2 separate regions of the Homo sapiens genome follow, and region 2 is linked to region 1. A link is an interaction called in ENCODE POLR2A ChIA-PET data of the cell type or tissue named here. Cell type or tissue: OCI-LY7. All regions are shown on one strand. Links, peaks and the distances in the headings refer to the core of each region. The heading gives the core; the rest is flanking DNA.

The links. Peaks named below come from ENCODE experiments on the same cell type or tissue, not always from the same donor. Only the 100,000 strongest peaks of a DNase experiment are listed, where the experiment ranks them.
Region 2: POLR2A ChIA-PET joins it to region 1 with 5 read pairs; 4 of 35 experiments call an interaction of 5 or more read pairs at or near these places.

The regions. Positions count from the first base shown.
Region 1 is chr14:38,141,265-38,144,192 of GRCh38, forward strand. No RefSeq gene overlaps it. Among named protein-coding and RNA genes, the nearest start is that of SSTR1, 65 kb to the right of the region's middle. In OCI-LY7, for the core only: no CTCF peak of the experiment used is centred there; no DNase peak of the experiment used is centred there.
Region 2 is chr14:38,089,611-38,092,538 of GRCh38, forward strand. No RefSeq gene overlaps it. Among named protein-coding and RNA genes, the nearest start is that of SSTR1, 120 kb to the right of the region's middle. In OCI-LY7, for the core only: no CTCF peak of the experiment used is centred there; no DNase peak of the experiment used is centred there; H3K4me3 peaks cover 1,293 bases; H3K27ac peaks cover 1,341 bases.

The sequences.
Region 1 (2,928 bases), core at 324-2,823:
TGAAGTCCCTACTGAGGGCACCAGCACAGCTGTGGCAGGAGAAATGAGATAAATCCATCCTCCCCTTTGGATACACTTACTTGAGATGTTTGCAATAAAAAAATTTAAAGGGTTATTTTGATTTGGGGATGTAAATAAATATCATGTCATTATAAAAAAGCAATATGTTATCTAGAATCGTGTAAGGGCATCATAATCTTTGCATAATCTTTGTAGTACTTACATCTTAACACAACCTAGTGGTATTTCTTGTATACTAAAGTTTAAATATGTTTCTGTGGGCCCACCTGTGGACCAACCCTATGTAAAACATTATCTACTCGGGAAAAGTTCATTCTGAGCTTCAATCAGTCAATTTACGAATTTGCCAAAATGTTAACAAGTTAAAGACTACGTATAACCTATAAGGTATTTTATCTTTTCAAGTGCCTTGAAATTACTCAAAAAAGCAATTTATAACCTAGTTTTAAAAATCCTAAGTGAAAAAGTTAGTCATAATGTGGAGCATCTATTTAAGACCAATAGGTTAAAATAAAAACACACCTATCTTTTACTTAAATGAAATTTATTGTTGCTGTACAAGTATAGTATATATCTTTAGAGTTGTATTATCTTCATTCAAAAGCCACCATTCCCTTATCTAAATAGTGCTCTAAAAGTTCAATTTAAAAAAAGACATTGAATTTTAATGGCTTTTGTTTTGAAAGCTGTTCCCTGACATAATTGGGAATGTCTTATGCTACTATAAATTCATGATTAGGAATGAGTAGCTTATGTAAATGAGGTAAAATGAGATTTTTGATTTGATATTTTCGCCCATCAAATTCTTCCATTGGCTTAAGTGACATGGAGTCATCTTTCAGCCACTGGTGTCCTTAAATAGTAAGACATAATCCCTGGGGCAAAACTCTCTTGGCCCAGAAAACTACAGAGGGGATGCAGAGATAAGCCAGGATGGATGTGAGGATGGCAGAAAACTATCTACCTGCTCCTCTTACTTGTGAAATAATGGCCAACACTATTTTAGGTGCCAAAACCTATCTCATGAATTCCTAGCAGTGAATCAGTAAGGCAGAAAAATGGCATAATATGATACAGTCGTATTTATTATGTGATAGTTGATGTAATTAATTAATTGAACTATTTTTTTAAGGTTTAGGCTCCAAGTTCAGCTTTTGTAATTTTCTTTTCATAGGAAAGATGTACAGACTTAATTAAACTAATAATTGTTTTTCAATAACTGAGACTTAAACTGTTCTTTGGGCATAAAATTGTAAATGATTTGATGACAGATGAGAAGAGACAGTGTTTGCATCCCTGATTGCAGTGCATGTGGTGGTCCACATCTAATGTATTTATATATTAGTGATTATTAAACTGTGGACACATTTCTCCTGTAGCTGCATGTCCTTTCAAAGTTAGAGCCTGAAGCTCTCTAGTGGACTGTACCTTATATAATTCTGTGGCCAGTTTAAATCTAATAAGAAAATTGGCTTCATTACAATACATTAATCTTTTAAAGGTATGATTCTTAAAGTGATAACAAATGGTTTTCTCAAAATCTGTCAAAATATAAAAAGATTTAAAATTTATAGGGATGTTTGAGGATGTGTGTGTGTATCTGTTTGTTTGTGTGTATGTACCACCAACAAACCTCACTGTAGTAATACATGACCCACTAATTTGGATGTCAGATTTTTAGGTCTAGAGCAAAGATGGGAATTAGAAAGTGGGTAAAAATGCCGCCTGAGATAAATGCCTTAAAGCCATGTGCTTTTCTTCATCAGAGGGAGACACACAATTTACCTCACTCAGTTACCCAGCCACCCAATGTCTACTGAGCACCCATTATATGCTGGGCATTGCATATAATGGAGGTGGGCTCATGAAGGTGGGCTACTCTGTCCATAAGAAGCTCTGAGTTAAATGAGGAAACAAATGGGAACAAATAGTTATGATAAAATATTAAATTTGAATAATAGAAGTATGTTTTCAATTGTAAGAACACACAGGAATAGTTAATTATGCCCGAGGAAAGCATTCCAGAGCAGATATTTTAATGGGAGCTAAACAGATGAGTAAGCATTTGGAAGACAGGAAAGAGACAGTCGACATTTCAAACTACAGGAAGAATCTAGCACTAAGTGTTATTCTCAGAGATGCGCAAAGGAGTCTATATGGCTATGTGGGTGAATGCACGGGGCAGAGATTTTTTCTAAGCTCTGATAAATAAAGAGTAGCATTCTGTCCCAAAAGTCACTCATAATTTATTCCCCAAATTTTCATTGAGAGTCACACTGATGGAATTCTTAGGTCAAAGCACTGTTTTGTGTACCAAAAGTAAATTTGCTTCCTGTTCCCAAGGATTCTGTTGAGATGAGGGTGGATAATATGTAGTGTATTAGCTGACCAGCCTGGGCGGGGACATGGATAGAATGGAGGGAAAAGAATACAAATTAACAGCGAAAGCACTGCTGTCTGGAGCAACGTAAGATAGGAAAATACAGCTGAATTCACCTCACAAACCGTAAGGACCTCATTGCATCTCTGGGAACCACAATAATTCACACACATCACGTTCCTCTGAGTCACCAAGAAAAAATTACATCATACAATTTTATAATCAGAATAGAACTTAGAGGTCATCACTTCCCCTCCATCCCAAATCACTGCTGAAGACTAGGATCTAGTTTCTCCTTTTCCTGCTGAAAGTGAAACGAATTTCAGTATTTGTAAAGCTGTTAGTTTACTCTCACTTTAGACAGCTCTGAGGGTGGTAAAAATCTCCATATGTTACACTGAAATCTGCCTCCCTGTTAATTTCCTCCCCTGGGGAGTTCCTGAGAGGATGAATAAACTACTATCTTCTGCTCTTCAAACCTTGGAGTTATATTTGATGTTGGATAAGAGAACACAAAAATGTGTCTG
Region 2 (2,928 bases), core at 300-2,799, 52 kb before region 1:
CATCAAGTCCCCATCTTGGTTAATACTATGCATAATCAGGCCCTAGGATATCTAGTTCTTCTAAAATGTATTGACTTTTTATTTTTTTGCATCTGCCTAAATTATTCTGCATCTTGCATTCCCTGAATGAACCAAGTAATGTTCAAGACATGTGTTGTATTTGTTCAATCCAGTTCTAAATTTGTGTCAGCTCCAGTTGGCCTTTTGAAAAGGGCATTCCCCTCAAAATCCTAATAGTCTCAGATACAACAAGTATGTAATAACTGAAAGACATCTCAGTAATACTCTATAGAGGCAGGATTTTATTAATCAAATTTCCATATGATTTCAATAATTATTCCTTTATCTCATAAAATAAGTATTTATTGATCCCCTAATAAGTGCCAGGCTTTGGGGCTGCAGAGGTAAAAAAGAAAATGTTGTGCTTCTGGAACTTGGAACTTAAACTCTAGAAAGTGAGACTTATACAGAAAAGCAAGTATAACATGATGGACAGATAAGTGCAATGCAGAAAAATTAAGAAGAGTAAGGAAATAAAATGTGATAAAGAGTGGTCAGGGATGCCCTCTCTAAAGGTGACAACATATATGCAGACTCTTGAAGTAAGGGGTGACTTATTCAATTATCTAGGGGTAAAGGACTCCTGACAGAGGAAATAGCAAATTTAAAAGCACTGAATAGGAACAATCATTGGCATATTTGAGGATCAGAAAGGAGAACAACAAGAAGGAAATTAATAGAAGATGGGATTGGAGAAACAGCAGGAAGAAGGTTACACAGGGCCTCAAACAGCGTTGGTGAGTAAGGACTCAGAGTAATATGAGAATGTGGTAGATTAAAAATGGCCAATAATTATTTGTTACTCTTTCCATTGAAAGGTGGCATTTAATTCCCTTTTCTTGAATTTGGCATGGCTGTGGTGACTTGTTTAGTCAATAAAATGTGCAAAAGTGATGTTCTGTGGTAATAACGGGTCATAAAAAGCCCTGCAGCTTCTGCCTAGACATGTTGGGATCTACCAACTACCATGTAAAAAGTGAGTCTACCCTGAGACCACGATGCTATGAGGAAGTCAAAGATATTCATTTAGAGAGCTATATAGAAAGAGAAACAAAGGTGTCCAGCCAGCCCCAGCTGTTCCATCCATTCCAGCCTAATTGTCAGATATGAGTGAAGAAGTCACTCACGTGGACAATCCAGCATCAGCAGATATCATATAAAGGAAAGCTCAGGCACTAGACATGTATGATCCTAGTAGGGCTATTCCAACTGCTGCTAGTCATTCAAATAACCTCTGCTGAGGCTCACTGGGGAGCAGAGATGGTTAATCTCCATTGTGCCTTTTATACTTTCTTGATCCACAAACTCATGAGAAGAGTAATGAGTTTGGGTTTTTTTTTAAATTTATATCTCTTTTATTGAACTTCTCATTTCATTCATATGCTATTCCTTTGATTTTGTTGAGTTGTCTATTTGTGTTCTCTTATCATTTGCTGATATTTCTTACCTCTGAGTATTGAGTGATCCATTATGCATCAATGGATAGCCTATAAGAAAAAAATTGAATAGCTGAGAGTAGAATTTAAACCTGAATTATGTTCTAAAAGGACCACTCTAGCTGCTGGGTTGGGCCTAGCTTTGTAACAGCGCAAGAATAAAGGCAGAATGATCAGTTAATTCAATTAAAAGTCCAGGCAAGAGTAAATAGTGGCTTGGATTAAAATAGTGGCATAAGAGGAAGTGAGAAATGGTTGAATTTGAGATATACTTTGAAGATAAATGATAACATTTGCTCAAAGTTACAGGTAATATTTTTATTTCAGTTTCAATTTTGAAAATATATCAATATGTCATATACTATACTCATGCAGAAATGCCTGGAACATATAAACAATGTGAAGACTCTTAAATAAATGAATGCATACTGAATCTTTCTTTGATTCAGAACCTGTGTTTATGTCTGGCTAGTCATTATGAGCATCAGATAAATATTGTATTTTCATTGTAGAAATTTGTATTGACTAAGGGCATGCCTAGAGCTTTTGGTATGCCTCTGTTTTTCCACAGAACTTATTTATTATTATTTTTAGCTCTTTTGCCAAATAATTATGAAGAATATTCTATAGCTATGTTGCTAGCTGTGAGAAAAAGTTGGCATAGTCTCTTTTGATGAAAGATGGAATTTTCTTATTGAAGGTAGACTTTTAACACATAATCACACAAATAACTAGGACAAATGCTACAGCCACAGCAAGGGCTGTAATAGAATTTGATTTAACAAGGATGAAAAAGGTTATCTTGAAGAAATTGGGTTAGTTGAGAGTTAATGTAAAGAGAAGTGGAAGAGTACTCTAAGCAGACAAAAAAAGCAAGTGCAAATGCTCTGTAGTGTCTAGAATATGATATACTAGTGAAACTCAAAGAAGACCTCTTCCTTCCCACTGTGCAATTTGTTTTCCGTACTGGAACTAGAATGATCTTTTACAAATCTGAACCTGCAAGCTCTCTCTTGCTTCTAAAAATCCTAGGATGGCTTATCTTCTCAAAGTGTAACACAGATAGTGATTCCATTTACTGTGCAGAAGCACTGGAGAAGATAAGGCTTGGGAAGAAAAAAAATGAATTAGGTTTTGGACATACTTTGTTTAATGTGCCTTTGAGACATGCTAATGGAGATGCCAAGAAGTGAATTAGATATATTGCTAGGGAAGTCTGGCTGCAGATGAGTAAGCTATCATTCTATAGGAGGTATTCAAAGCCATGGCATGAATGAGAGCGCTCAAGGACTGATTAAAAATCAGAAGAGAAAGATAATGAAGTTTACCCCTTTAGAAACCTCAGGGGAGAAGAATATACATTTATAAAGGAGACAAAGAAGGAGTAGCTGGAGAGATGAGGAAAACCTGGGGACTATGGTACCATAAAAGC